Linked DNA regions of Homo sapiens: region 1 is linked to region 2. Evidence: read pairs that join two places in POLR2A ChIA-PET (ENCODE). Cell type or tissue: K562. All regions are shown on one strand. Each heading gives the region's core, and the rest is flanking DNA. Links, peaks and the distances in the headings are about the cores only. Region 1 holds the start of LOC105372432 (a long non-coding RNA gene). Region 2 overlaps PPP1R15A (protein phosphatase 1 regulatory subunit 15A).

Region 1 (9,140 bases), core at 248-8,247, 72 kb after region 2:
GCGCCCTTTGGAAAGGAGCACGAGGCTTTAATGGGGTGAGGGGGAGCAGGTAGACGCGGATGAGGTGGGGCAAGTAATTGGCGGGGAGGTAAAAAAAAAAAAAAAAAGGGAAACATGGTGGAGGACCCTGTAATGAGGGAGGCGTGGGGGTGGGGAGGTTGTGATTTGGGGAGCGGAGCCCTGGGGTGCGGTGGGGCATCAGCCTGTGCGGGAGCTGGAATAAAGGGGCCCAGACCTCCAGGGCCGGGTGCAGGTGAAGGCAGAGTTGGACCTCAAGTCTCAGCTCTGGGAATTGGACTCAAGGTCCTATTTTCTTGGAATGAAAGTTGAAAAAAATAAGAGATGGGGATTGCTGTGCTTCCCAAACTCCTATCTGAAGCTTTGCACCTGGATTGGAAATCGAGGCAGCGTCTCATGGTCAAAGTGACAGATGCTGCAGGCTGGCTGAGACGATCCCTTCTGACTGTGCGATGTCAAACAGCAGCAGCGTTTCCCAGAGTCTATGATTTCAGAGAACAAGGTTTCTCAGTGAGGAAGGAAACAGCCAAAGAAAGGGGTCATTACAAGCCTTCACAGCTGCGGTGTAACCTTGGGAGAACTGTCTGTTAACTTTACACCTGACTTTATTTGAGTCTCTTATCCTAGCTGATGAATGTCAGGGCAGAATTTCACTTTTTTCGGCTCTTAGTGACTGATAGGGATAGTCCTGGGATACCTGGGGTATGTGGGCAATCTGGGCTTTAGTGGTGACACTCCTGGACTGTGGTGGGGCAGTACTGGGCTTTGACAGGTCCACTTGGGACTGATGTGGACCGTCTCATCATGGCACAGTTCTGGTGTCATAGAATGGCCCTGAACTCATGATGGGACATTCCTAGGCTCTGATGAAGATAGAGATATCCTGTAATGGAGATAATTGGGCTGAGTCCTCAGCTGTGATGGGGACAGTCCCGGGGTGTGGAGAGGACAGTGCTGGACCATGGTAGGGACAGTCTGGAAGGTACTGGCCTAGACAGCAACATAGGGATAGTCCTGGGGATTGAAAAAGACAACAATGGGATTTTTTTTTTTTTTTTAATTTCAGACCTGGTGAATAGGAAATAAGCCCTGATATTTGGCAGAGACAATGCTGGTTATAATGGGGAAAAGTGCTGGGCTTTGGATAGGGGACATTCCTGAGCTGTTTGGGACAGTACTTGGCTCTGCTGGGGACCAGTTCTGATAAGTTACAGGCACAATCTGGACTTGTGATGTGGAGCATCTTGGGCCATCATAGAACAGCCCTGGTCTGTGATGGGGGAGAGTCCTGGGCTATAAAGGGGGCAGTTCTAGACGTGATGGGGTCATGTGTGGGCTGTGACAAGGGCAGACTGCGGTATGATGGGGTCTCTCCGGGGCCGTGATATGGGGACAGTCCTGGAGTATGGAGGGCACTGCTGGGCTTTGACAGTGACACTCCTGGTCTTTGATGGTGATACTCCTGGGCTGTATGGGACATAATGGAGGTTCTATCACATTATAGAGACCTGCCCTGTGAACCCCCAAACGTACTTTATTTCTTTGTCTCGTCTTTTCTTTTTGACCGAGTCTTGCTCTGTTGCTCAGGCTGGAGTGCCGTGGCACGATCTCGGCTCACTGTAACCTCCGCCTCATGGGTTCAAGTGACTGTGGTGCCTCAGCCTCCCGAGTAGATGGGCTCAAGCGATCCACCTGCCTCAGATTACAGGCATGAGCCACCATGCTGGTCTTTTTTTTTTTTTTTTTTTTTTTTTTTTTTGAGAGACACTCTATCACTCATGCTGGAGTGTAGCAGTGTGATCGTAGCTCACCACAGCCTTGACCAGTAGGTCAAGGTGATCCTCCCACCTTAGCCTTCTGAGTAACTGGAATTACAGGTGTGTGCCACCATACCTGGCTAATTTTTAAATTGTTTGTAGAGACAGGGTCTTGCTATATTGCCCAGGCTGATCTTGAACTCCTGGCCTCATGCAGTCCTCCCACCTCTGTCTCCTAAAGTGCTGTGATTACAGGCATGAGCTACTGAGCCAGCTGCCTACTTTCTTTCTTTGTTTTTTTTCTTTTTAATTGAGACAGAGAGTCTTGCTCTGTCGCCCAGGCTGGAGTGCAGTGGCACCATCTCGGCTCACTGCAACCTCCGCCTCCTGGGTTTAAGCAATTCTCCTGCCTCAGCTTCCCAAGTTGCTGGGACTACAGGCGCCCGCCACCACACCCAGCTAACTTGTATTTTCTGTAGAGACAGGGTCTCCCTATGTTGCCCAGGCTGGTCTTGAACACCTGGCCTCAAGCTATCCTCCTGCCTCGGCCTCCCACAGTGCTGGGATTACAGGCGCGAGCCACTGCGTGTGGCCTCTTTCTATGATTAGATCTATTTTGGCATCTCTTGTTTCTTGGCGTCAATTTCTGTTTTTGTTTTTTTTTTTTTCTGTTTGTGCGCCCCTTTCTGTGTTTCTTTTTCTCATCCTTCCTCTTCCATCTCTTACTCTCTTTTTTTCATCTTGGCTCTGAGGGCAGCTCTCCTGCCCACAGGCTGGCTGTCGCACTGTGTTTGTGTCTCTCATACTGTGGGTGTCCTATCCCTCTGGGCAGAAGCATGGCTGCAAGGCTGAGCAGTCTAGATGTCGCCACCCAAAGGCAATCTGGGGACCCACGCTCTGATCACCCCGGAATCCCTGGAGCCTCACACCAGCAAGACCACGCTGCAGGCCCATCTCCCAGCAACTCACCTAGCGACAAGTGACCACGCCCATTCACGTCCATCTTCCAGAATCAGTGCCAACTCACCCAGCTCACAGGGCAGGCCAGGCCAGGCCACTCTGTCTCTCTCAACCTCACGCCCCAACGCCTCCCCACAGGGCTGGGGAAAGAGGCCTTGTGAGGTCAAAGGTCACCAGAGAGGGCCCAGCCTGCTGGACACAGCCAGACCTGCTCTTCCTACTCCCCTCTGGGAGGACCCGCCTGAGCCTCATGCAGTGAGGACTGCAGTGGCTCCCCAGGCCCCTGTAGCTGCCCCTCAGCCCCAGGGGCTGAAGGGAATTGGAGTCACTGCCAAAATGGGTTTGTATTTCAGGTAATCAGAGCCCAGTTGATCGAATACCTTCAGAGAATAAGCACCTGTACTCCTGGGTCTGGCGGAGGAGGGGCTGGGGAACTGGACTCCTGGGTCTGAGGGAGGAGGGGTGGGGCCTGTACTCCTGGATGTAAGGGAGGAGGGTCTGAGGCCTGGACTCCAGGGTCTGAGGGAGGAGGGGCTGGGGGCCCAGACTTCGGGTCTGAGGGAGGAGGCAGCTAGAGTCTGGACTCTTACTTAGGTCTGAGGGAGGCGGGCCTGGGGTCTGCACCCCTGAGCTCTGGGGGAGCAGGACCTGTCGGTCCTTGGTCTTCTAAGGCCTGTCAGCACTTGGGTACCCGGAGGCCTTCACTTACCTGTGTGCCTTCCCTGGTTGTTTTCTTGTCTGAGCTGATCTCCAGGCTGCGACCAAAGGTCTCTGGGGTGGGAGGCGCTTGCGTTTGACTTTGCCGCAGCATGGAGGAGGGGGCGGGAGCTGACTCAGCTCTTTCCAGCGAGCCCTCGTCAGGGCAGGGAGGGGACTTGGCCTCCTTCAGGACCACCTGCCCCGTCTAGAATGGACTGAAACTGGGACAGAACAGGCAGGCCAGTGGGACCTCCAAGTGCAGGAGGTGGCGAGCGAGCTGCCAGGGCCCCTGCTGTGCCCCACTCACCCCCTCTCTCACTTCTTTCTCCACCCAGATCTGGGCACGAAAGCTTCTCTCTGTCCCTTGGCTTCTGTGTGGTCCCAGAAGATATGCCTCCTCCAGTTTCAAGGTGAAAGGAGGGAACTCGATGCTTGGCTCTGAGAGAGGAGGGGGCTGGCAGCTGGTTTTGGGCATCTCCAAAAGGTCCACAGCCCAGAGATGGCAGTGAGTGGTGGTAGCTTAACAGCCTGCCATTGGGCCGCAGACAAGGGATGAAACTGCATGTCCCAGAATCCTCCAGGGTGACAGGTCCTTCTTCTCTATGGGTCTGAGGCCCAGGGCTTCATGGGAGTTGTAGTTTTTCAGCTGGGAGGTTGTGGCCAGATTCTAGGATACCCCTGTCTTTCCTCAGGCTGCAGACCTGCAGCTGGAAATGACACAGAAGCCTCATAAGAAGCCTGGCCCCGGCGAGCCCCTGGTGTTTGGGAAGACATTTACCGACCACATGCTGATGGTGGAATGGAATGACAAGGGCTGGGGCCAGCCCCGAATCCAGCCCTTCCAGAACCTCACGCTGCACCCAGCCTCCTCCAGCCTCCACTACTCCCTGCAGGTGGCATGGCGGCCGGCCTCTCTCCCTGTCCCTGTCTGCATCTCCTCCTCCTTGCTGTGTCTCTTGCCAGGTGTACCTCTCTTGGTTTGTTTGTTGTGTGTTTCTCCTTTCTGTGCATTCACCATTTGTTTTCTGAGGCCTTCCATGCTCCAGGCTCATGCTTGGTGATGCTGGGTTCCCCGAGATGAGCAGACCCGGTTCCTTCACTTGGAAAACCCCATGCTGTGGGCATAACTCAGTATGATCTGTGCTCTGATGGAGGCCCTGTGGAGGCCAGTAGAGACCCCCAGCCTCACTTGAAAGAAAGCATGGCTTCTTCTGGCATAGAGGGAAGCTTAGAGGGGGATGGTGGGAGAGGTGACAGGGTGATGGTAGGAAAGGGGACAGCCGGGGGGCTGGCGGGAGAGGGACAGCCAGGATGATCGCGGGAGAGGGGACAGCCATTGGGGGGGGAGATGGTGGGGGAGGGCACAGCCAGGGGGATGGCTGGAGAGGGGACAGCCAGGGGAGGGATGGCGGGAGAGGGGACAGTCAGGGGAGGGATGGCGGGAGAGGGGACAGCCAGGGGAGGGATGGCGGGAGAGGGGACAGCCAGGGGAGGGATGGCGGGAGAGGGGACAGCCAGGGGAGGGATGGCGGGAGAGGGGACAGCCAGGGGAGGCATGGTGGGAGAGGGGACAGCCAGGGGAGGGATGGCGGGAGACGGACAGCCGGGGGAGGGATGGCGGGAGACGGACAGCCGGGGGAGGGATGGCAGGAGAGGGACAGCCGGGGGAGGGATGGCGGGAGAGGGACAGCCGGGGAAGTGATGGTGGGAGAGGGCCAGCCGGGGGAGGGATGGCAGGAGAGGAGACAGCCCAGGGGGGATGGCGGGAGAGGGGACAGTTGGAGATGGCGGGAAGGGGGACAGTCGGTGGGGGATGGCAGGAGTGGAGACAGCCAATCCAAACCCCAAACGGGAGTAGAGCCTGGTACATTTGGGAGAAATTGCGGTGTTGGAGCATGGTTAAGGAGGCTGAAAATGTCAGGGCCATGGAGGAGCTGAGGGGCTGGGGCCTTGTCCAAGGGTGCTGGGAGCCACTGAGGGCTCTGAGGAAGGGAGGGGCAGGGCCATGTCTGGGTATAGTAAGAGCCCTCTCAGGCCATGTGGAGGGCAAGAGTTGCAGGCTAGGAAGCCGGGCTGGTGACCAGGTAGACCTTGGGCCTGTCCCCACATGGGGACCCAGGAGGAGGAGCGGCTTTGTGGCACCTGGTGAGCCTGAGATACTGTGAAGTTTCTAGGAGACAGATCCAGGAGGCATTTGGTTTTAGGACTTATAGCTGCGGCTGAAAGCAAGGTCTTCAGAAGGAAACTTTGGTTGAGACAAGATTTAAGTGAGCATCTTACAGCTCCAGTAACTGGTTAGCAGGTTGGCTGATTTTAGTCCTCCAGGGCACAGTTCTGTGGCATGAAGACTTTTATTCCATTCCTTTCTTTCCTTTCCCTCCCTCCCTCTGTTTTTTCCTTTCTTCCTTCCTTTCCAGAATTTTAAGGTTTTGTTTTTTCCCCTCTCCCCTCCCACTCTGGACATCTAAGCAACACCAGTCGATTCTGTACAGAGCACACACACCTCCAATCACAGCCAGACACTCCTGCCAGTACATAAGCGTGATGGGCAGGATTCCGCCTGCTGAGCCCCCAGGAAGCTGGTTACTTGGAGACCACCACACACTTCTCCCTTCAGCCCAGCACAGCAGTTGTCCTCTGGCTGGGGACCCAGTACTTTTTCTTCAGCTGAGTGAGAGCAGAGGAAGCCTGTGGCCCTGGCAGACAGAACGCACTGCTGTGATCCCGCGGGTCCAGGGGGCGGAAGGGGGAGGATGAGGGAGTAGGACAATGCTGTCCCTATGTCACCCACACTCCAGGGCATGTGTGGATTGCAGGCCGACCACGTGTATTATTTTTTATTTTATTTTTTCTTATTTATTTATTTAGAGACAGAGTCTCACTCTGTCCCCCAGGTTGGAGTGCAATGATACAATCTCGCTCACTGCAACCTCCGCCTCCCGGGTTCAAGTGATTCTCCTGCCTCAGCCTCCCCAGTAGCTGGGATTACAGGCGCCCGCCACCACACCCGGCTAATTTTTGTATTTTTAGTAAAGCCAGGGTTTCACCATGTTGGCCAGGCTGTTTTCGAACTCCTGGCCTCAAGTGATCTGCCCACCTCAGCCTCCCAAAGTGCTGGGATTGCAGGCGTGAGCCACCATGCCTGGCCTTATTTTTTATTATTGTGGTACTAATACGCATACATAATAACACACAGCATCAAATGTGGGATTCCAACCATTTTATTTGTTTGTTTGTTTGTTTATTTATTTATGAGATAGAGTTTCACTCTTGTTGCCCAGGCTGGAGTGCAGTGGCACAATCTTGGCTCACTGCAACCTCTGCCTCCCAGGTTCAAGTGATTCTCCTGCCTCAGCCTCCTGAGTAGCTGGGATTATAGACATGCACCACTATTGGCTAATTTTTGTATATTTAGTAGAGACACGGTTTCACCACGTTGGCCAGGCTGGTCTCAAACTCCCGACCTCAGATGATCCACCGCCTCATCCTCCCAAAGGGCTGGGATTACTGGCGTGAGCCACGGCGCCCAGCCTCCAACCATTTTAAAGCCCATAATTCAGTGGCAGGCAATGTTATGCAACCATCAGCACCATCAAGGTTCAGAACTGTTTAATCCCCCATACCTATTAATCAGTACCCATTGTCCCTCACCCCAGCCCATGACAACCATTAGTCTGCTTTCTGTCTTTGTCTACCTGTATTTGTTTATTTATTATCTTTAAATAATAGGGATGGGGTTTCACCATGTTACCCAGGCTGGTTTTGAACTCCTGAGCTCAAGTGATCCACCTGCTTCGGCCTCCCAAAGTGCTGGGATTACAGGCGTGAGTCACCAAGCCTGGCCACCTGCATTTTTGTTGTTGTTGTTATGACTCTTTTTTTGAGAAAGGGTCTTGCTCTGTAGCCCAGGCTGGAGTGCAGTGGCACGATCTTGGCTCACTGCAGCCTTGACCTCCCAGGCTCCAGCGATCCACCTGCGTCAGCCTTCCAAGTAGCTGGGACTGCAGGTGTGCACCACCATGCCCAGCTAATTTTTATTTTATTTTATTTTTTTTTAGGGATGGGGTCTTGTTATGTTGCCCAGGGTGATCTCAGATTTCTAAGCTCAAGTGATCCTCCTGCCTCAGCCTCCCAAAGTCCTGGGATTGCAGGCATGAGCCACTATATCCGGTGTATCCGGGCTCTTTTACCTGGGTTTTGTTTTGTTTTGTTTTTGAGACGGTGTCTTGCTCTGTTTCCCAGGCTGGAGTGCAGTGGCATGGTCTCAGCTCACTGCAACCTCCGCCTCCTAGGCTCAAGTGATCCTCCTGCCTCTGCCTCCCGAGTGGCTAGGACTACAGGCACACACCACCTTGCCCAGTTAATTTTTAAATCTTGTGCAAAGACAGGATCTCACTTTGTTGCCCAGGCTGGTCTCGAACTCCTGGCTTCAAGCAATTCTCCCACCTTAGCCTCCCAGTTCTGGGGTTACAGGTATGAGCCATCATACTGGGCCTGGAAATTCTTCTCTATACCTTAAAGCTTAAAGAGCTTTTTCCATCTTTCTTGCAGCCTCATGCTGTATCATCCTAACAATGCACCTCCTTAGGCAATCCCCTACTGTTGGACACTTAGGTTGTTTCCAGTCTATTATAAACAATTTTGCAATAAAGAATCTAGTACAGGGCCGGCTGTGATGGCTCACCTGCAATCCCAGCACTTTGGGAGGCTGAGGCAGGTGGGTCACCTGAGGTCAGGAGTTCAAGACCAGCTTTGCCAACATGGTGAAACCCCATCTCTACTAAATATACAAAAATTAGCTGGGTGTGGTGGCGGGTGCCTGTAATCCCAGGTACTCGGGAGGCTGAGGCAGGAGAATTGCTTGAACCCGGGAGGCGGAGGTTGCAGTGAGCCGAGATTGCGCCACTGCACTCCAGCCTGGGTGGCAGAGTGAGACTCCATCTCAAAAAAAAAAAAAAAAAAAAAAAAGGAATCCAGTACACACGTCCCTTCTTTAGTCACTTGTTTAAGTGCAAATGTATCTAGAGGCTCAATTTCGGGAACTGTAGGTCAAAGGATATGTATGCTTGTAATCTTGATACGTATCGCCACATCTACATCTACAGGGTGTGTCAGTTTCCACACCCACCAGCAGAGCCTGTTTCCATACCTTGGACAACCCTTGTCCAAGTTTTAGATCTTTTCCAATCTCCCATGTGGTTTTAAAGGTATCTCAAACTAATTTTAATTTGCATTTTTCTCCCTAGTGATTAATGAAATTGACTATCTTCTCACGAGCTTAAGGGCCACCTGTATTTCCTTTTGTGTGAACTGTCCATTTGCTAGGCTGATTTTTCTATCAGGTTAGGTTTTAAAAAATTCATCTGGGGCTGGGAAGAAGAGGCAGGGGGATTGCTTGAGCTCAGGAGTTCAAGACCAGCCTGGGCAACATAGTAAGACCCTATCTGTACAAGAAATTGGAAAAAAAAAAAAAGTCCAGTCGTGGTGGCTCACGCCTGTAATCCCAGCACTTTGGGAGGCCGAGGTGGGCGCATCACCTGAGGTCAGGAGTTCAAGACCAGCCTGGCCAACGTGGTGAAACCCCGTCTCTACCAAAAACACAAAAATTAGCCGGGCGTGGTTGTAGGCACCTGTAATCCCAGCTACTTGGGAGGTTGAGGCAAAAGAATTGCTTGAACCTGGGAGGTAGAGGTTGCAGTGAGCCAA
Region 2 (10,251 bases), core at 989-8,988:
TGGAGTGCAGTGGCGCGATCTCGGCTCACTGCAAGCTCGACCTCCCCGGCTCACGCCATTCTCCTGCCTCAGCCTCCTGAGTAGCTGGGACTACAGGCGCCCGCTACCATGCCCGTCTAATTTTTTATATTTTTAGTAGAGCCGGGGTTTCACTGTGTTAGTCAGGATGGTCTCGATCTCCTGACCTCGTGATTCACCCGCCTCGGCCTCCCAAAGTGCTGGGATTACAGGCGTGAGCCACCGTGCCCGGCAGTAACCTCTCTTACAAGCAAAATTTATTCAAAGACCTGTGCTAACATTCTTAAATATCTGTTAGCCATAATAAAGAAATCAGTGTACTTTACGTTTTTAGCTCCCACAATTTACCCTAAATATTTGCCCTGGCATGCTTGTACCGGTCCAAGCAAGCATTAGGTCATAGCCTGTTCCTCTTCCTTATTTGAAGGTGTTTTTACCTTTCTCAACATTCCACAAGTTACTTCCTCCTTACTTTGTATTCTTCTGCTTTTCCCTCTTTTAAAAAGTTCTAAGTTGCTAGCCAATTGGGACAAATACAGAACGTGAGGTCCCGTTCCAGCCAATGGAAACCCTACACGGCAGTAGGGTGGATGCGCCAGGTTATAAATGACCCTGTCTCCTTTGTTCAGTGTACTCTCATGGCAAAACTCCTGGTGAGTGTACCCTTTCTGCAGAAAGTTAAAAAATGGCCTTGCTGAGGAAATTAAATTTATGCTCAAGTGCTATTTCTTTACTGCACCGGGGAACAAGCATTTCTAACATTGTGATACCAGTCCTGTCAAACTCCTGTCTCATCCTGTGACTAAGAATGCCTAACCTCCTGGGAACGCAGCCCAGCAGGTCTCATCCTCATTTTACCCAGCCCCTGTTCAAGATGGAGTCGCCCCTGTTCAAGATGGAGTCGCCCCTGTTCAAGATGGAGTTTCGAAAGCCTCTGAGAAAACCACAGCCCCTTCTTTACCTTCTAGGAACAGGAGTCGCTACTGAGTCGTTACCAACGTGGGGACAAACAAGGGTTGCTTTTGTTGCACAACAAAACCCCGTCGTGGGACAAGGAGAACGGTGTCTACACGCTCAATTTCCATGGTCGAGTCACTCGGGCTTCGGTGAAGAACTTCCAAATCGTGGATCCCAAACACCGTGAGCTCCTGGAAACCAGTTTAGCCGGGCCAGGTGGGGTGGGGGTTAGGGTGTGAACGGAAGGGAACTACATCTCCCATCATCACTTGAGCGTTTTTCTAGGCAGGGCAGATGCCACCCTATTGCAAAGCCTATTGGGAATTGTAGTTTACACACCCTCAGGGTTTCTGGCTTAGTAAGGGCACCGCTCAGCCTCTTAAAAGTCTCCATTCTCGGCCTGGCGCGGTAGCTCCCGCTTATAATCCTAGCACTTTGGGAGACCGAGGTGGGTGGATCATCTGAGGTCAGGAGTTCAAGAACAGCCTGGCCAACATGGTGAAACCCTGTCTCTACTAAAAATACAAAAATTAGGCCGGGCACTGTGGCTCACACCTGTAATCCCAGCACTTTGGGAGGCCGAGGCGGGCGGATACGAGGTCAGGAGATTGAGACCATCCTGACTAACACGGTGAAACCCCGTCTCTACTAAAAACACAGAAAAAATTAGCTGGGTGTAGTGGTGGTCACCTGTAGTCCCAGCTAATCAGGAGGCTGAGGCAGGAGAATGGTGTGAACCCGGGAGGCGGAGCTTGCAGTGAGCCGAGATCGCGCCACTGCTCTCCAGCCTGGGCAACAGAGCGAGACTCCATCTCAAAAAAAAAAAAAAAAAAAAAAATTAGCCGGACGTGGTGGCACATGCCTGTAATCCTAGCTACTTGGGAGGCTGAGGCAGAAGAACTGCTTGAACCTGGGAGGTGGAGGTTGCAGTGAGCCAAGATCAGGTCACTGCACTCCAGCCTGGGCGACAGAGCAAGACTCTGTCTCAAAAAAAAAAAAAAAAGAAAAAAAAAAAAAAAAAGTCTCAGTTCTCGAAGCTGGGAGATGAGAGAGTCAGGCTAAGGCTTTGTTCCTGATTCACTTCTCAGAAGAACATCTGGTGCTCCAGTTCGGCCGAGTGGGCCCAGACACATTCACCATGGACTTCTGCTTTCCATTTAGCCCGCTCCAGGCCTTCAGCATCTGCTTGTCCAGTTTCAATTAGAAGCTGGCTGTTGAATAACTCAATAAAATACCATACCCTTGCCAGCTTCTGTGCCTCCTCATTTGGAGGAAGGGCCCCGACATGCCTTCTTTTGCACCACCTTAATAACCAACACTGACCGGGCAAGGTGGCTCACGCCTGTAATCCCAACACTTTGGCAGGCTGAAGCTGGTGCATCACCTGAAGTCAGGAGATCGAGACCAGCCTGGCCAACATGTGAAACCCCGTCTCTACTAAAAGTACAAAAATTAGCTGGGCGTGGTGGCAGGCACCTGTAATCCCAGCTATTCAGGAGACTGAGGCAGAAGAAACACTTGAATCTGGGAGGCGGAGGCTGCAGTGAGCTGAGATAGCTCCACTTCACTCCAGCTAGACTCTGTCTCAAAAAAAAAAAAAAAAAAAAAATGCCGGGCGCGGTGGCTCACACCTGGAATCCCAACACTTTAGGAGGTCGAGGCGGAAGGATCACTTGAGGTCAGGAGTTCGAGACCAGCCTCGCCGATATGGCAAACCCCGTCTCTACTAAAAATACAAAAATTAGCTGGGCATGGTGGCGCATGCCTGTAATCCCAGCTACTCCGGTGGCCGAGGCACGAGAATTGCTTGAATCTGGGAAGCGGAGGTTGCAGTGACCCGATCGTGCCACTGCACTCCAGCCTGGGCAACAGAATGCGACTCTATCCCCCCACCAAAAAAAGGAATTTTCACACTACATCTGAAGAATCAGGAGCAACTAGCTGAGCAAGAGGCCTCAGGGTTGGGATCCTCAGGCAGCAGGTAGCACTCATACAAAGGTTTTTAATTAGGTGGAATTAGGCTTGGTTGCCTTGGGGAAATGAAAGGATTATATGGCAGGAGTGGGGGTCTCAAACTCCTGACCTCGAGTTAGAGATCAGCCTGACCAACAAGGTGAAACCCCGTCTCTACTAAAAATACAAAAATTAGCCCTGTGTGGTGGCGGGCCCCTATAATCCCAACTATTCAGGAGACTGAGGCAGGAGAATCACTTGAACTCGGGAGGCGGAGGTTGCAGGGAGCCAAGATCCTGCCATTGCACTCCAGCCTGGGCGACAGAGCAAGACTCTGCCTCAAAATAAACAAACAAAACAAACAAACAAACAAAAACCTGACCTCAAGTGATCCATCTACCTCGGCCACCCAAAGTGCTAGGATTTCTAGTTTAACTAAGCTGCTTTTGTAAAGCTAATGAAAGGCCATTAGGTTAGGAGGATGAGAGGAGCCTGCATTCTGTGAAGGTCTAGAGGTAGATTAATACAAAAATTAGCCCTGCGTGGTAGCGCACGCATATAATCCCAGGTACTAGGGAGGCCGAGGCAGGAGAATTGCTTGAACCCAGGGGGTTGTAGTGAGCCGAGATCACGCCACTGCACTCCAGCCTGGGTGACACAGAGAGACTCGGTCTCAAAAAAAAAAAAAAAAATTAAAAATTAGAGGTAGAGGTGGGCATAGTGGCTCATGCCCATAATCCCAGCATTTTGGGAGACTGAGGTGGGCGGATCATGAGGTCAGGAGTCTCAAACTCCTGACCACCAACATGGTGAAACTCCTTCTCTACTAAAAATACAAAACTTAGCTGGGCGTGATGGCTCACGCCTGTAATCCCAACTGCTCAGGAGGCTGAGGCAGGAGAATCGCTTGAACCCAGGAGGCGGAGGTTGCTGGTGTGCTGAGATCGTGCCATTGCACTCCAGCCTGTGTAACAAGAGTGAAACTCCATAAAAAAAAAAAAAATTAGCTGGAAGTGGTGGCGCACACCTGTAGTCCCAGCTTCTTGGGAGGCTGATCCAGGAGAATTGTTTTAACCTGGGAAGTGGAGGTTGCAGTGAGCCGAGAGCCCACCACTGCACCCCAGCCTGGGCAGCAGAGTGAGACTCCGTATCAGGAAAAAAAAAAAAAAAAAAAAAAGAATAACGGTATATAGAATAATTACCGTATTATAGCATTTATTTCATGAGCATTGTTTTAACTCCTTTGGGGCCTTACAATCCCATAAGATATGTACAATTGTTAGTCAGCTTACAGATAAGGAAACTAGGCCTATGGACACAGGGCTTATAAATGTAAAATCAGGCTGCAACAGCAATCATACAGGGTGGTTGCAGGAGATTAGAAAATTCCAGGCAGCAGTTTCACAAGACCAGACCAGCAACAGGAAACTTGAAATAGCTACAGAAGCTATGGGCTGATAAGATCCTGAAAAACCAGGGCGTGGGCCAAGTAGGCTAAGTCCGACTAGACCCAATATGGCACTGGGTCTGACCTCGGTTTCACGTAGGACCTCATTATATGTTCATCAACACAGTCACACACCCACCAGCATCATGACGGTCCCAGGAACACCCATATTTGGTGTAAAGATGGGTGGCACCACAGTTCTGAGAAATCTCCATCTTTTTCCAGGAATGCTCATGAGTATTTTACCCCTTGGTTAAAAAAATCCAAAAAGGGCCAGCGTGGTGGCTCACGTCTGTAATCCCAGCACTTTGAGAGGCTGAGGCAGGTGGATCACTTGAGGTCAGGACTTTGAGACCAGCCTGGCCAACATGGAGAAACCCTGTCTCTACTAAAAATACAAAAAATTAGCCAGGTGTGGTGGCGCCTGCAGTCCCAGCTGCTTGGGAAGCTAAGGTAGGAGAATTGTTTGAACCCAGGAGGTGGAGGTTGCAGTGAGCTGAGATCGTGTCACTACACTCCAGCCTGGGCTGGACAGAACAAGACTCCATCTTTAAAAAACAAACAAACAAACAAAAAACCCATAACGGTAGCAGCCTCAACCCCCCTTGCACGTGATTCTCTCGAGTCCCCTTTCATGAGTGTGGACTTTCCCCTTTGCAATAAATCCTGTATTTTCACTCTTTTCCAACTCGTCCTTGAATTCATTTTCATGACTGTGTCAAGAGCCTGAACACTGGCTGAGGGGGAGGTCCCACCCGGGCTTGGGGACCTCGATACCCACTGGTATCAAAGCAACGGAGGAGAATGTAAAGGCCTGTAGAGATTGAGCCTTAATGGTCCAGCAAGGCACAGACAATTCTGCCTCCTTTTAGGGATCCGTGACTCAATTCTCCAGCTCCCTTGGGGGGGTGGTGATAATTGTCCCAAGTTTAATACAATTTAGGCAGATGTCAAAGAAAAACTACAGGCCGGGTCTGGGTGCGGTGGCTCACGCCTGTAATCCCAGCACTTTGGGAGGCCAAGGCGGGTGGATCATGAGGTCAGGAGTTCGAGACCAGCCTGATCAACGTAGTGAAACCCCGTCTCTACTAAAAATACAAAAATTAGCCAGGCATGGTGGAGTGTGCCTGTAATCCCAGCTACTCAGGAGACTAAGACAGGAGAATCGCTTGAACCCAGGAGGCGGAGGTTGCAGTAAGCAGAGATCGTGCCACCGCATTCCAGCCTGGGTGACACAGCGAGACTCCATCTCAAACAAACAAACAAAAATACATAGGCCGGGTGCATTGGCTCACGCCTGTTATCTCAGCATTTTGGGAGGCCAAGGCAGGTGGATCACAAGGTCAGGAGTTTGAGACCAGCCTGGCCAACATAGTGAAACCCTGTCTCTACTAAAAATACAAAAATTAGCCAGGCGTGGTGGCGCACACCTCTAGTCCCAGCTACTCGGGAGGCTGAAGCAGGAGAATCACTTGAACCTGGGAGGCAGAGGTTGTGGTGAGCTGAGATTGCACCACTGCACTTCAGCCTGGGCAACAGAGCGAGACTCAGTCTCAAAAAAAGCAACAAAAAAAACTATAAAACCCACCAGCTGTTATGTGGGCGGCAAGACACCCAGGTGCCGAGGCAAGAGACCGAGGACATGAGCTGTTCCAGTATAATAAAATATAAAACAAGAATAATTATACCAGATATAGATCTTAGATATGATTATATATGAATATCATTAATCATTAGTTTGTAGCAATTACTCTTTATCCCAATATTATAATAATCCTCGCTCTATAATCATAACCTAGGAAAAACCAGGCCATACAGAGATAGGAGCTGAGGAGACATAGTGAGAAGTGACCACAAGACAAGAGTGCGAGGCTTCTGTTATGCCCGGACAGGGCCAGCAGAAGGGCTCCTTGGTCTAGCGGTAACGCCAGCATCTGGGAAGACGCCCGTTGCCAAGTGGACCATGGTCTAGCGGTAGCCTCAGTGTCAAGGAAAAACACCCGCTACTTAGCGGACCAGGAAAGGGAGTCTCCCTTTCCCTGCGGGAGTTTAGAGAAGACTCTGCTCCTCTACCTCTTGTGGAGGGCCTGACATTAGTCAAGCTGGCCCACAGTTATCCGGAGGCCTAACCGGCTCCCTGTGATGCTGTGCTTCAGCGGTCACGCTCCTGTTTCACTTTCCTGTTCCACTCTGTGCACCTGGCTCTGCCCTCTAGATAGCAGTAGCAAAATCAGTAAAAGTACTAAAAGTCTCTGAAATGCAGAAATAATGGCATAAGCTGTCTCCTCTCTCTCTCCACCTGGGCTGCCAAACAGGGAGGGGCCCCCTGTCCGGTGGAAACGTGACTCGTGTGACCTTATCAATCATTGGAGATGACTCACACTCCTTACCCTGCCCCTTTTGCTTTGTATCCAGTAAATATCAGCGCAGCCAGACATTCGGGGCCACTACTGGTCTCCGCGCATTGGTGGTAGTAATCCCCCGGGCCCAGCTGTCTTTTCTTTTATCTCTTTGTCTTGTATCTTTATTTCTACACTCTCTCGTCGCCGCACACAGGGAGAAGCCCACCGACCCTGTGGGGCTGGTCCCTGCACTGTTAGGTTCAAAAGAAGCCTCAGGATGAGTGGTAGCAAATTTGAGGAAAAGCGGTTTATCCGCCATTGAAGTGCTTTGTTTTATGCTATTCTCTTCCCAGCTCCCTCAGGGACCTGTAAGTAGAATGCTGTCAGTTTCTGACACATACAGACGCTGCTCGCTACAAATCAAAAGGCTTTATTCCTTATATAAACCCACACTTAGAAAAAATAAATAGTTAATAAATTATAGGCAAACCAGTTGGTCTCAGCCACGCCTCCCACTGAGGTCCAGGGCAGCCGCTGCAGCAGCAGACGAGCGGGAAGGTGTGGCCACAGCTTGGCTCAAGGGCGTGGTCTGGACTGGGGACGAAGGGACAGAGGAGGAAGGCAAGGTCTGGGTGAGGGCAGGGATGGGGGCTAAAGGTGGGTTCCTGAGGCGTGCCCAGGCTCTGGCCCGGGCAGCAGGGGTGAGGCAGGGGCTCAGCTCCTCCTGGGCCTGGGTGATGCGGCGTGCGAAGCGGCTGCGATCCCGAGCAAGCTGCTCCCAGGGGCCCTGGCGGGCGGCCTGGGCCGGCCCTGCCCAGACAGCCAGGAAATGGACAGTGACCTTCTCGGAGAAGCGCACCTGCGGGCAGACATGGGGACACAGGCAGGAGATGCACACAGCCACGGGAATCCGGATGGGGAGGGCGGGGAAGAGAGAGAGAGAAGCAAACAAAAATTAGTTATTACACAAAAATGCTTTCTATCTGGCTAGTCACTTGCCTGTCACTGTCACGGGATTCTCTATCTATCTGACTCACTGAAGGAAGAGGTGGTTTCCTGGGGCTGCTGTGAGCCACAGCTGCTCCCTCCTCCCCCAGGGGCCTGGCCTCTTACAAGGGATTGCGTGACAGCGTACACAGCCTTCTCCATGGAGATGACATGCAACCCTCTGCAACATACAGGGACCCAGAAGTCTCGGCCCCCAGCCCCCTTTCTTTCTAAGACTCAAGAATCTGGGCTCTCAGCCAGATGTGGTAGCTCACGCCTGTAATCCCAGCACTTTGGGAGGCTGAGATGGGTGGATCACGTGATGTCAGGAGTTTGAGACCAGCCTGGCCAACATGGCAAAACCCCCGTCTCTACTAAAAATACAAAAAAAATTAGCTGGGTGTGGTGTCATGCGCCTGTAATCCCAGATACTCTGGAGGCTGAGGCACGAGAATCGCCTGAACTTGGGCGGCAGAGGTTGGCAGTGAGCCAAGATCATGCCGCTGCACTCCAGCCTGGGTGACAGCCCAAGACTCCAACTCAATTAAAAAAAAAAAAAAAATAGAATCTGGGCTCTCAGCACCTACCTTTCTGGCCTTTAGGGGAGTCTCAGGGTCCGGATCATGAGTAGGGGTTTCTGGGCGCTTGAGCCGCCTTTGCAGTCGGAGGGGCAGCCTAGGAGGAGCCCAGGGAGGCGGTGGCTTCTCTCCAGGTACATAGATGGCCACTCGGAAGGGGCAGGGCTCAGCTTCTCCCCAGTCCTCAGCAGCTTCCTCTTCCTCTGTCTCTTTTCCAGGTCGATATCCCCAGCCCCTGAAGTGGGCCCTCTGGTCCGGGTGGGAGGGATGTGGGTCTGACTCAGCTTCTCCCAAGGCTGCTTCTGAATCATCTTCCTTATCCTCACTATCCACATCCTCATCTTCCTCCTCCTCCGTGTCCTCTCCTGGCCGATACACCCAGGCCTTCAAGAAAGCACTTGCAGGGGGTGTGGAAGCAGAAGTCTCAGCTTCTCTTTCATCCTCGGCTGATCCTGTATCACTGTCCTCATCTTCCTCCTCCTCTGTGTCCTCTCCTGGCTGATAGACCCAGGACTTCAAGAAGACACCTGTAGCAGGAGTGGAAGAGGAAGCCTCAGCTTCTCCCTCTTCCTCATCTGATCCAGAGTCACTGTCCTCATCTTCTTCCTCATCTTCCTCTTCCTCTGTGTCCTCTCCTGGCCAATACACCCAGGCCTTCAGGAAGGCACTTGGTGGGGGGATGCAGGGAGGACACTCAGCTTCTCCATCCTTCTCAGCTGCCCCCAAAGCCTTGACCTCACCCTCCTCTTCATCACTGGGTTGGCACCACCAGGACTTGAGCTGGGGCCTCTGGGCTGGGGCTGAGGATTGCGGCCCTGGGGCAGCTTCTCCTTTCCCAGTTTCTTTGTGTGCCTTTTCCTCCTTCTCCTCGGACGCCTCTCCTGAACGATACTCCCAGGACCTGGGGTCGGAGCCTGAAGATCGGGGGGACACGGAGGTCTTCCTGGCTCCTTTACTTCTTTCTGTTCTTTTATCCTCCGTGGCTTGATTCTCTTCCTCCCCTGGGCAAGACACCCAAGTGCTGGGCTTGGATCCTGGAGACAAGGCAGAAGTAGAGGTTCTGTGAGCTTCTTTCTTTACAGCTTCTTCATCGTCCTCCTCCTCCACGGCTGGACAACACTCCCGGTGTGATGGTGGATAAGAGAACTTGTTAACTCCCTCCTCTTCAGCAACTCCCTCTTCCTCGGCTTTCTCCTCCCCTGGGTTCTTATCAGAACCTTGCAGTGTCCTTATCAGAAGGCTGGGAGACAGGGGAGCACGCTGGCCATCTGCAAATTGACTTCCCTGCCCTCTAGGGACACTGGTTGCCTCTCGCTCACCATACATGCCATCATCATCATCCAAAAGTCCCCAGGCTTCAGGAAGGGAACTGCTGGTTTTCAGCCCCAGTGTTTCTCTGTCCTCTCCAGGGCCTCCACTGTCTTCAGCCTCCTCTTCAGGGCGTCTGCCCCAAGGGGTATGGGGGATTGCCAGAGGAGTCCTAGCTTCTCCCTCCAGGCCAGCTTCTACCAGAGCTGCTCCTTTTACTGCTTCCACCAGCCAGGGCTCTAGAGGTCCCAGGCCCCTCAGGCGGCTCCAGGCGCGGCTGAGGAGGCCCATCACTGGGGACAGGAGGAAGAAAGGGTGGGCATCCCTCCACGGGGTAGCCTGATGGGGTGCTTGGCCTGGGGCCATGTGTCTGGGCTGGAAAAGGGGGAGAAAAAAATAAAGTTTAGGGGCCATTTAGAGGATGGCATCCGGGCGTGACTATGAGTCATAGCAACGGAAATAGTAACACAACTATTGTAAATAGCAACGCGAGAGTCCCAAATTCCTTTCTGATCTCGGCCACGCCCATCTCTGTCCCTTGGCTCTGTTCTTATCTCTCAATAGCCAGGAGTCTGAGCCCCTAGTTCTGCCTTAGATCCAAGGGTCCAAGCCCCCAGCCCTCTCTTTCTTCAGACGCAGAACTCCCAGTCCCAAGAACCAA

Evidence for each region. Peaks named below come from ENCODE experiments on the same cell type or tissue, not always from the same donor. Only the 100,000 strongest peaks of a DNase experiment are listed, where the experiment ranks them.
Region 1: POLR2A ChIA-PET joins it to region 2 with 18 read pairs; 21 of 35 experiments call an interaction of 5 or more read pairs at or near these places.

What each region holds. Positions count from the first base shown.
Region 1 is chr19:48,801,704-48,810,843 of GRCh38, reverse strand. BCAT2 (branched chain amino acid transaminase 2) reads left to right here. Exons shown (of 11, transcript NM_001190.4): 2 at 3,770-3,844; 3 at 4,127-4,327. It overlaps LOC105372432 (a long non-coding RNA gene), which reads right to left and starts at 3,475. Exons shown (of 3, transcript XR_936017.4): 1 at 3,445-3,475; 2 at 2,745-2,875; 3 at 7-500. RefSeq lists enhancers at 166-235, 3,681-4,352. In K562, for the core only: a CTCF peak has its summit at 2,649; DNase peaks (open chromatin) are centred at 2,683, 3,553 and 4,023; H3K4me3 peaks cover 647 bases.
Region 2 is chr19:48,872,939-48,883,189 of GRCh38, reverse strand. It overlaps PPP1R15A (protein phosphatase 1 regulatory subunit 15A), which reads right to left. Exons shown (of 3, transcript NM_014330.5): 2 at 8,292-9,965; 3 at 7,132-7,576. The coding sequence starts at 9,956. The coding sequence ends at 7,217. TULP2 (TUB like protein 2) reads left to right here. Exons shown (of 13, transcript NM_003323.3): 12 at 987-1,158; 13 at 2,064-2,223. The coding sequence ends at 2,179. Among named protein-coding and RNA genes, the nearest start is that of PPP1R15A, 5.6 kb to the right of the region's middle. RefSeq lists enhancers at 2,940-3,652, 6,204-6,453, 6,464-6,773, 7,554-8,013, 8,224-8,273 and 4 more and cis regulatory regions at 4,093-4,705, 4,262-5,222, 8,302-8,822, 9,202-9,702, 9,862-10,251. In K562, for the core only: no CTCF peak of the experiment used is centred there; DNase peaks (open chromatin) are centred at 1,235, 4,449, 7,289, 7,799 and 2 weaker places; H3K4me3 peaks cover 3,262 bases.